2 separate regions of the Homo sapiens genome follow, and region 1 is linked to region 2. A link is an interaction called in ENCODE POLR2A ChIA-PET data of the cell type or tissue named here. Cell type or tissue: MCF 10A. All regions are shown on one strand.

The links. Peaks named below come from ENCODE experiments on the same cell type or tissue, not always from the same donor. Only the 100,000 strongest peaks of a DNase experiment are listed, where the experiment ranks them.
Region 1: POLR2A ChIA-PET joins it to region 2 with 15 read pairs; 10 of 35 experiments call an interaction of 5 or more read pairs at or near these places.

What each region holds. Positions count from the first base shown.
Region 1 is chr1:77,886,448-77,891,447 of GRCh38, reverse strand. It overlaps NEXN (nexilin F-actin binding protein), which reads right to left and starts at 2,824. Exons shown (of 13, transcript NM_144573.4): 1 at 2,689-2,824. It overlaps NEXN-AS1 (NEXN antisense RNA 1), which reads left to right and starts at 1,909. Exons shown (of 3, transcript NR_103535.1): 1 at 1,909-1,980; 2 at 2,180-3,848. RefSeq lists a silencer at 2,440-2,579 and an enhancer at 2,820-2,879. In MCF 10A, no CTCF peak of the experiment used is centred here; no DNase peak of the experiment used is centred here.
Region 2 is chr1:77,830,997-77,835,996 of GRCh38, reverse strand. All of the region lies in intron 7 of MIGA1 (mitoguardin 1), which reads right to left. Among named protein-coding and RNA genes, the nearest start is that of MIGA1, 54 kb to the right of the region's middle. In MCF 10A, no CTCF peak of the experiment used is centred here; DNase peaks (open chromatin) are centred at 1,066 and 2,866.

The sequences.
Region 1 (5,000 bases), 55 kb before region 2:
GAAAAAGAATCACCTGTTGAGCACTTACTGGATGGCAGACACTGCATGGGATGCTTTCACATGTTGTTTTATTGAGATATGTCAATGCAAAAAGAAAGAGTTCTATGCATGGGAAAAAGACTTAAAGGAAATACATCAAAATCCTAACAGTAAGAGTGTCAGATTACAAGAGCCCCTTTTTCCATTCTCCATAATTTTTAACCATAAATATAACATGGTGTATTAACATTATAATACAAATTAAACTAAAATTTAAGGTGGATTTCTGGGTACAAATCCACCCACCCTGGAGTATAGAAAGTAAACTACTATAAATTAAGCCAAACTATACACTGAATATTTAAATAATAAAGGAAAATGTAGCCATTTCAAATGTATATAATATGTAACTATGCAATTATAAACCCAGAAAGAGAACATGAAAGAAACTACACAGGTGATATGGACCGCAGATTGATTAAATAAGAACAGAAATATGTGAAATTGTTAAGAATGTTATAAATCATTTTCTCTCCAAATTATAAACTACCAAGATGTTCTGTGTGTGTGTGGCCTACATAACTATAAAATAACAGTCCTCTCTTCTATAAAAACGTTTAGACTTTTACCTGTCTGTTACATACTTTTCCACATTCACTGCATTATTTTCTTTCTTTTAGGTGTGCACAACTCTCATATTTAAATAATCCCCCTTTTTTTTGTCTTTTAGGGTATTTCAAAGATAACAGGTATTTTTTTTAATAAATGAAGTATGTCATTATAGGCCGCTCAGATTCTAAGCAATCTGAATCCCCAATTAATGTCTTCCAAATATGCATATTTAGTTTTTATTCTGCTCAAAAATGAAACCCTAACCTAAATACTTCAAGTGAAATTTCAGGGGAAAAAGACTGTTCAAAAACCTAGATAATGCATTCCTTTGTTGATGCTAAATATAGTCATCTCAAGATGACATACATTTTGACAATGATCAGCCTTACATGTCAAATTTTCAAAAATAGCACAAATTCCATTTTAAGGTGAGCAGGAACAATTGCTATTCATTACATTTCAATTGAAAATGGATTTTAAAATATGAATCTTTTATTAAAACTGGATTACATTGTAACTATGATGAGGAAAACTGGATTTAAAATAATTTTGTTGTGGTTTTAGCTTAGAATTCTTTAAGGGAATTGCAGATAAACTACATAATTGCATGCATTTTTCTTTAAATTGTTCCTCAGAAGCATTAGTCAAAATATAAAATATCTGCAAAAATACGGTGTTAATTGTAAGGAAGAAGAAACTTAAACAGCTACATTGGTTAATCAAAGTTTACTTATACAAATTATACCTCCCCCCAAAAAACCTTTCTCTCATTTGATTAATTATGCATTTTTTCTTAACAATACCCCAAACTCAAAAGAATTTGAGACAAAGTTTTCTAACTGCAGCAGTTTAACCTGTAAAGGATAATGTTTAGCGGGGGAAATTATGTGGTCCACTCAATAACGTGTGACTAAGATATAAATAACGTGTGACTAAGATATGAACTTAAGTATAAATACTTAAGTTTATTTAATCACATTACCTAAGACATAGTTATGTTGTGACTCGAAGGCCAATGGGCCGCTGCTACATGAATTCATTAACAAAATTTAACGATGAATGATATTCCCGTTGTTTTGGTCAGGGAACTAATTTCTTTATTATGGCTTCTTTTCTCTACCTGTGTCTTCACCAAGGACATTTTGTTAGGACATATCCTTATGCTATTTTTACCTTGTTATCTCTCTGCCAACTTGGTTCACGTTGTGCTTTAATAACTATAAAATGAGCATCTCTAAGTCACTGCAGTAACCAACTATAACCTCTCAACTTCGTCATTTTCTTTATAAATGCCAATGCTAATGCATTTGTAGAACGTTTCACAATTTACAAACAGCTGGAATGGTTTGGCGTTTTCAAAAGCATATAGGCAAAGGGAGTTCTCAAGAGGTGACTACATTCTTCACTCACTTAAACTACGTAAACTTCGTAAACTTCCAGCCCTAGTTGCTCAACCCCCAGCATCCCACCTCGGGCAGAATCACGAAAAAAAAAAAAAAAAGGGTTGGAGACAGGAGTGGGGGGATATGCGGGGGTGTGGGGGGGGAGTAATAGGCTGTTAAATCATATTTCTCCCCATCTTCCACAGAGACCGATCAGAAAGGATTTCTTAACTGGCACTGCTGGCAGAGACGGAGACCGCGGCTGGGGCAAGTGGTGGGGGACGGCACTGAACTTCCCTAAGGACCCCAAGGGTTCAGCCGAGGGATCGGCACCCACTCCGCTCACAGAGGGCTCCCTCCCTACAGTAGGGAACGCACCCGAAACTCAGCCGACAAGGCGCAGGGGAGCAGGGCAAAGACATTGCAACCAGAAGCCCAAGGCCGGCCGACACTTTCAGACCCTGGGGCAGCCCCTGGTAGGCACCCCGCCGAGCCCGCAGGATGCGGCTCCAAGGCAGGGTTCGCCCGGGCCGGGGCCAGCGCGGACCACAGCTGTATGGCGCCCGGCGCCCTCCGGAGCTGCAGCGGAGCACGGCCAGAAGCCGCAGACCCCGAGCGCCTCTCTGCAGCCGCCGTTCCCGCCCCCGCCCCCACCAGGGGACCCGACACCTCCGTCTCCACTCCCCCCAGCCCACGTTCCCCCAACTCTTCTCACCCTGCAGGAGCCGGTGACCGGCGAAGGTACTTCTTTCCGCGTGGAGGGACTGTGCGCGTCCCGCCTGGCTGTGGGTAGGGGTCTGGGAGCTCTGGCCGCTAACACTTCTGCTCCAGCCGCTGGGAGTCCTCTGGCTGCCGCTGCCGCCGCCGCCGCCGCCGTCTCCAGCAGCAAGTTTCCATAAAAGTCCTGGTGTGCAGCCTGTTCCCGCATTCCAGGCGGGCCCAGCGCCGGCTGCAGCTGTTCCAAAACACAAGGCCAGTTCCCCCAACCCCCCACCTCCGCCGTTATCACCCGGAGTGGGGGTGGAGAGTTGAGGAGAAAAGCAGGGGAGGGGGACCGTGGCTGCCAACTTTCCGCCAGAATTTGTCTGTCTCCCGGCCCTAGGTGCGCGAGCTGACCCCCTAACTTTGGGCCTGCCTCCACCTCCAGCCAGGCCTGGGGAAGGAAGGCTGCCTCCGCCATGGGAAAGGAATGAGGCTGAAATGGGCTTCATTACCGGGCTGAAGCTGGCTCCCCCTACCCGCAACCAGTTTGCTCTGGGGCCCACTTCTCTCAGCTACTCTACCCGTCCTAGTTTCCAGTCAAGAAGCCAAGCCACTACATATCTTCTACTACCCTAAGCATTGACCTTTGGCCAAGTTTTCCTTTATTACAAAGAGCGTGGGGCAGCAATCCGGGAACACTTCATCTGTCTATTGCTCCCCTGTTCTTAGCTCCAGTCTTTAACTCTAAAAGGAGAGTTAAAAAAGAAGAAGAAGAAGAAGAAGAAGAAGAAGAAGAAGAAGAAGAAGAAGAAGAAGAAGAAGAAGAAGAAGAAGAAGAAGAAGAAGAAGAAGAAGAAGAAAGTTGAAGGCAGAGGAGGAGGAGGAGAAGAAAAGAAGGAATATATTTATATAAGTACAAATATCTTTATATTCCACCTTTTTCTTAATTGAAGGCAAACCATATCTGGTCTTTCTAAAGCTTCATAAAGGCATCTTTGACTATTAGACACCCACAGACCTTTTTCAACTTGGACCGCCAGCCTGTCAAACCCATCAGACAATACCATATTAAAACCCGAAATGCACACTCGGAGTATTTTTGGTGGACGAGATCTTTAATTCTTCACTGCACTTGAAAAAAAAATCGAAATGACATCCAGATAAAGAATAAAGGTAACCACTTCCACCTTCAGGCCCTAAGCAGACAGCGGTGCTCAGGTTATATTTCAGGGATGTTGAAAAGGCCTTCTGGGCTGGGCGCGGTGGCTCATGCCTGTGATCCCCGCACTTTGGGAGGCCGAGGCGGGTGGATCACTTGAGGTCAGGAATTCAAGACCAGCCTGACCAACATGGCAAAAGGCCGTCTTTACTAAAAATACAAAAAATTAGCCTAGTGTGGAGGCACACACCTGTAATCTGAGTTACTCAGGAGGCTGAGGCAGGAGAATCACTTGAAGCCAGGAGGCGGAGGTTGCAGTGAGCAGAGATCATCCCACTGCACTCCAGTCTGGGTGACAAAATGAGACTCTGTCTCCAAAAAAAAAAAAAAAGGCCGGGCGCGGTGGCTCCTGCCTGTAATCCCAGCACTTTGGGAGGCCAAGGCGGGTGGATCACCTGAGGTCAGGAGTTTGCGACCAGCCTGGCCAACATGGTGAAACTCTATCTCTACTAAAAATGCAAAAAATTAGCCGGGCGTGGTGACGTGCGCCTGTGATCCCAGCTACCTGGGAGGCTGAGGTTGAAGAACCCACTTCGCTTGAACCCGGGAGGCTGAGGTTGCTGTGAGCTGAGATGGCGCCATTGCACTCCAGCGTGAGCAACAAGAGTGAAACTCCCTCTCTCTCTCTGTTTCTCTCTCTCTCACACCCGTACACACAAAAGGCCTTCTACTCAAATATAACTCTGTTCCCCAGTCCCATCCCCACAGTATTTACTCAGGATGGAAACTTTTCTAAGGAGGGTAAGCCATTCATTCCTCGATTACAGAAAAGTTCAAAATTGGTAATTAAAATTATTTAAATGTACCGAACTACGGATAGTGATAGGTGGTCTTGGTAGTCTTGCTTGTGCCCTTGCTCTCTTTGATGCCATCACCTTGGCCTTCTTCAGTTCATGAAACTTTCTATGGGCAGTCTGGCTGCAGGGCCTTTGTATAAGTTGTTCCCTGCATGAAATCCTTTCTCCCACTTTCCCCTTCACCTAACTTCAACATATCCTCCCGATCTCTTCTTAAATGCTGCTTCCTCGGAGAAGGCTTCCTTGCATCCCACCTTTCTCCCCACCTTGCACCTCACCTTTCATCCCACCTTTCTCTTCCCTATATAT
Region 2 (5,000 bases):
TGTTAAATTTCTTACGTTTCTTTCTTTTTTTCTTTTTTTTCTTTTTTCTGAAACAGAGTCTCGCTCTGTTGCCCAGGCTGGAGTGCAGTGGAGCGATCTTGGTTCACTGCAACCTCCACCTCCCAGGTTGAAGCGATTCTTGTGCCTCCGCCTCCCAAGTAGCCGGAATTAGAGGTGTGCACCACCACGCCTGGCTAATTTCTGTATTTTCAGTAGAGATGGGGTTTCACCATGTTGACCAGGCTGGTCTCAATCTCCTGACCTCAAGTGATCCACCCGGCTTGACCTCCCAAAGTGCTGGGATTACAGCTGTGAGCCACCACACCTGGCTTATTTCTTATGTTTCTAATAGCCAGCCCTAAATTAACTAAACTTATACTACTATCTTGTAAACCTGAAATATGCAGCTTACACTCCTTAATGAATGATAATGAACATTAGAAGTTCATTTTAAAAAGCTTTCCCCAAACTGGTTGATTGTACATTAAATTTAAAATACTCTGTAAATTACCACACTGGCTCTCAGTGAAGTAGCTCTTTTTTATTTTTGGTAACATTTTAAAATAAGTAAATCTATAATTAAAAAAAATTTAAACTGTCTCAATCACCCAGAACTTTTAAAGCATTCACTGTACACAGATATCAACGATGATATTCTTTGGAAGTACATTAACACCACAATGTTTACTCTTAACTCAATTGTCACATATTCTAGGCCAAAAATCTGACTGGATCCAAGCCTTACCCTTCTTTCACAATCTCATAATTCACATATTACTTGAGTTTTTTTCCAAAGCAGGATTTGCTTTAAAAGTTTTAAAGAAAACTAGAAGTCCTGGAACTTGGAATTTCAGGCCTGGATCTACTTCCTTAGACCAATCCAAGTGGGTTTTCTACATTTCACTTTTGCCATCCCTAGGCACATTCTATTTTCTGTCACTTAGAAAACACTGGGTCTATTTTAACCTCAGCAGATTCTAGTAGAGATTCCAAAGATGCCACTCTTCTTTTAAAATCCAGGCTGTCCACTGCAGATTTTATAACAGGAGCAACAAGAGGAAGCCTGCCAATTGTCTCAACGTCATCTGACTTCTATGTCAACAGCTTTTCTCCAGGTGATATTCAGCAGTTAAAATATGACTTGGAACCTTGTCCTTTCTATGCTTTTATTAACAATGGAAAAGCTTCTGCTGTCGACAAGATGAGCTATTTTCCAAACAGAGTCTGTTATAATTTGTTTAAATAATCAAGTCTAGGAAACCACTGCTGCTCTTTGTTTATTCTGTATGACTATCTGCCCATACATACTGTGGATAATTTTTACTTTCTGATTTGTTTTAAAATACTACAGTATAATTTGAGAGAAAGAACAAAGTTGAATATAAAAATCAGAAACAACAAAATTTCAGAAAGTGAAAAACTAAGACAGTTATAATATTTTCTTGATTTTTAACCTCAATGTGCCTCAATATTGAAAAGAGAAACAATAAAATCCACTGAAACAAAAGAAAAGAGAACTTGGGGCAGGTGCAGTGGCTCATGCCTGCAATTCTGGTGCTTTGGGAGGCTGAGGCGGGAGGACCACTTGACCCCAAGAGTTCAAGACCAGCCCAAGCAACATACCGAAATCCCATCTCTATATAAAATAAAAACATTAGCCAGGCATGGTTGTGTGCACAATGTAGTCCAGCTATTCAGGAGACTGAGGCAGGAGGATCACTTGAGCCTAGGAGTTTGAGGCTGCAGTGAGTTAGGATCACGCCACTGCGCTCCAGCCTGGACAACAGAGTGAGACCCTGTTCCTCTAAAAAAGAAAAAAAAAGTTATATATGATGAGGTGGTGGGAATAATAAAAAAAAAGAAAAAAGGAGAACTTGTCAAAGTTCTTGATTTGTGATGACGTATAAAGTTTCACCCATGTGAAATAATGTATGTACAAAACAGCCTGATATTACCCAAAAGAAGATTTCCACAATAGTTGTCTCTGGCATTCCCTATTTATCAAAATTTTTATATACTATGATTGACCAACACAACAACTGTGATTCCTAACTGGGAAGTACAGCTGCCAATGCAAAGTGAGTAACACAAGGAAAGGGAATGGGAACCATTCAAACACTTTAGAAGAGTAACAGCATTTTCTACACCCTCCCCCCTTTTGTTTAAAGAAGAAAGAAGTGACTAGATTAACCCAAACTGGAGCAAGAAGTCATTAAGATTAGGTCTGCAGTTACAGAGACTTGAGCAGGGCCACGAGGTACAACTGGTCATTCTGTATGTTACACAAAGGTCCCCTGCCACAGGAATAAGTCGGGGCAGAAATCCAGCCCAAATACTAGACCTGCATCTTCCTGAAGGAAAGTGGACCTTCTTCTTGGCACAAAGGTCCCCTCCCAAGGGGCTTACATGGATGGCCCTTTGTCTAAATCACATAAAGGCCTTATATGGGCAGTGATGGTCCTGGACATAGAAATCCAAGCTGTTAAGACATAACTTCAACACAAAACAGGCAAAGGCAAGCACCAGAAATTTCTCATGTTTCTGGGACCCCAACAATTTTCATTATATTGCTTTCTTCTCTGAACCTACTTTAACTTGTATAATACCAGTTAGATTTCATTTTGTGTTATTACTAAACCCTTTAAAAATAAGATTATGAGCCTTACACATGGGAGGAAATTACTAAGCCAAATTTCTCATATGTTGTACAATGTGTACTCTGTATATTTAGATGTCTGAGTATACAACTTAAGCTGGCAATTCATATCATTCCCTAAAAATAAACCCTCAGGGAGTTTATCCTCCAACCACAATGATTCTGCAGGAATGGGAGAGGACAAGGTCTCAGAGCTTCAACTTGGGGCTGACATTTGATGTAAGATGTTAGGCTGAGGTATTTCCTCTTGTTGCCAAGTTCATTCAGTATTTCTAAATGTTCTATCTGGCTGCTTACCAAAAAAGAAGAATAACATCTCTCTAGTGGTCAAGAGGTTCTACTTGACAGCTTTTCCTATGCTCTGCCAGAGAATTTGTGCAGTCAGTACTAAGCTGGCAAAATCTCTAATTTTCCCTTAAAGGATGTCTCACTGACTCAATAAAATCTTATAAAGGAGCAGCAACAAAAATGGATAAAATATTTAAACTGTGCCAGCCACACTTCCAGACTTCTTCAAACTCATAAATTTGATTATGACTTCTTATAATCCTCAACGGCTCCCTTTTGTCTAAAGGTACAAAGCAAGGACCTTCATAATTTATGTCCTGCCCAGCTTTCTAGGTTCATCTCCTACCACTCCCCACCTATATTGTGTTTCCAAAACATATCAAAGAACTTGTAGTTCCCTAAACAGGCTCCACTCTGCACCTTGATCCATGTTCTTCCCTCTGCTAGGAATGCTCTTTTCTCAACTGTCTCCCTAGCAGACCATCTTTCTTTAAGTGTCACTCCTCCTGTGAAACGTTCCCATGAGCCCCGCTCCATGAATAATCACATGCTTTTCCTTAGTGTTCCCATAGCACTTTATAAACATGTTATTATGTACTTACTCCACTGTCTGTGTATTTTTTAATGCCTGTTTCCAAAACTAGACTCTGCATTGCCTAAAGGCAGAGATGAAATCTTCATCTTTATTTCTCCAGTGTCTTATACCATGTTTGACATATACTAGGAAATTAAATGTTTGCTAAATAAATATTACAGACCCAAGATTCTGTGAGCTCATTCTGTAAAAACATAGATTAGGAAGATGCCTAAACACTTATCTGAAATATGTGAAGCAATGCTTTCAATAAAGCCACAAAAATTCCTGGTTTAAGATCTAAATCTGTTCCTACACATCAATATAAAAGAATCTCAAAGTCCTCTGTTTCAGCCACAAAAATAACATTTATCACACAGGCTTCAGTGTTGCCTGCTAATACTACTACTGTACATATATACTACTCTTCACAGGAAGTGTAACTACACAAAATATGAAGCCCAATTAATTTTAGAAGGAAATGAAATTAGAGATTAATAAGTTGGAACTTTATTCATTTAAACCATACCAACTATATAATGTCCCCAAGAAACTGTGGACAAGATACATCTGTTGTTAATCGGGTTTACTTTTTTGGTGTTGTTTTGTTTTGAGACAAGGTCTTGCAGCCTAAACTTCCTGGGCTTAAGCGATCCTCCCACCTCACACCCAGTTTATTTCTAAACTGGCATTAAATCCAGCAATTTATTCCTGCCCAAATAGTCTAACCAAAGTGCGTAAAGAATAATGTTAATTCCTGAATCTACTGTTACAAAAATAAACTTCCAAAGCATGTAATCACAAACATTCGTCATGATATGACAGTAACAGAAGTCTCCTAAAGTATAAGTTATTCCTGGTTTTAGAGATTGGTAGGATCCCACATTTTGGTGGAAGATGAGAATTTCCTCATGAGAGATTGGTAGAGTATCTCTCAGTTGTTGTGGCCAACTGAAGCCTAATTTTTACCAAAATAATTCAGATAATAAAATTTCTGTTTATTATAAAATATATAAATATATATTTTTATTGTGTGATATTTGAAATGTATAAAAATTACCTACATAGCATAGACATGTTTCTGGACTCAAAATAATAAAACAAACATTTTTGCATTTGCTACCCATTTATAGCCACTTTTCAAAGCTTACAAAATTACTTGTTTATTAAGGAAAGTAACACTATCATGCAGAAATACACTGTACATATCTTCTTACGTGAAACTTGAGTTCCCAAATAAATTTCATAGATATTCAGATACTGCAGCAAAAAACAGCTGCAGATAACTAAAGAATTAACCCATATGTCCCAAACAAGATCTGTTTACTTTCAAGTTCTTATCTTAGGCTCTTAAACAGGCTGAGGGCACATCAATTGTGAGGTATGGGAAGAAATGGAAGTGGAGAGGAAAAGTTAAAGAAGGATCTTCGACTTTGTGGATGGAGGTTAGGCTCTGAGTCTAATTGCTCGGTATTGAAGAAT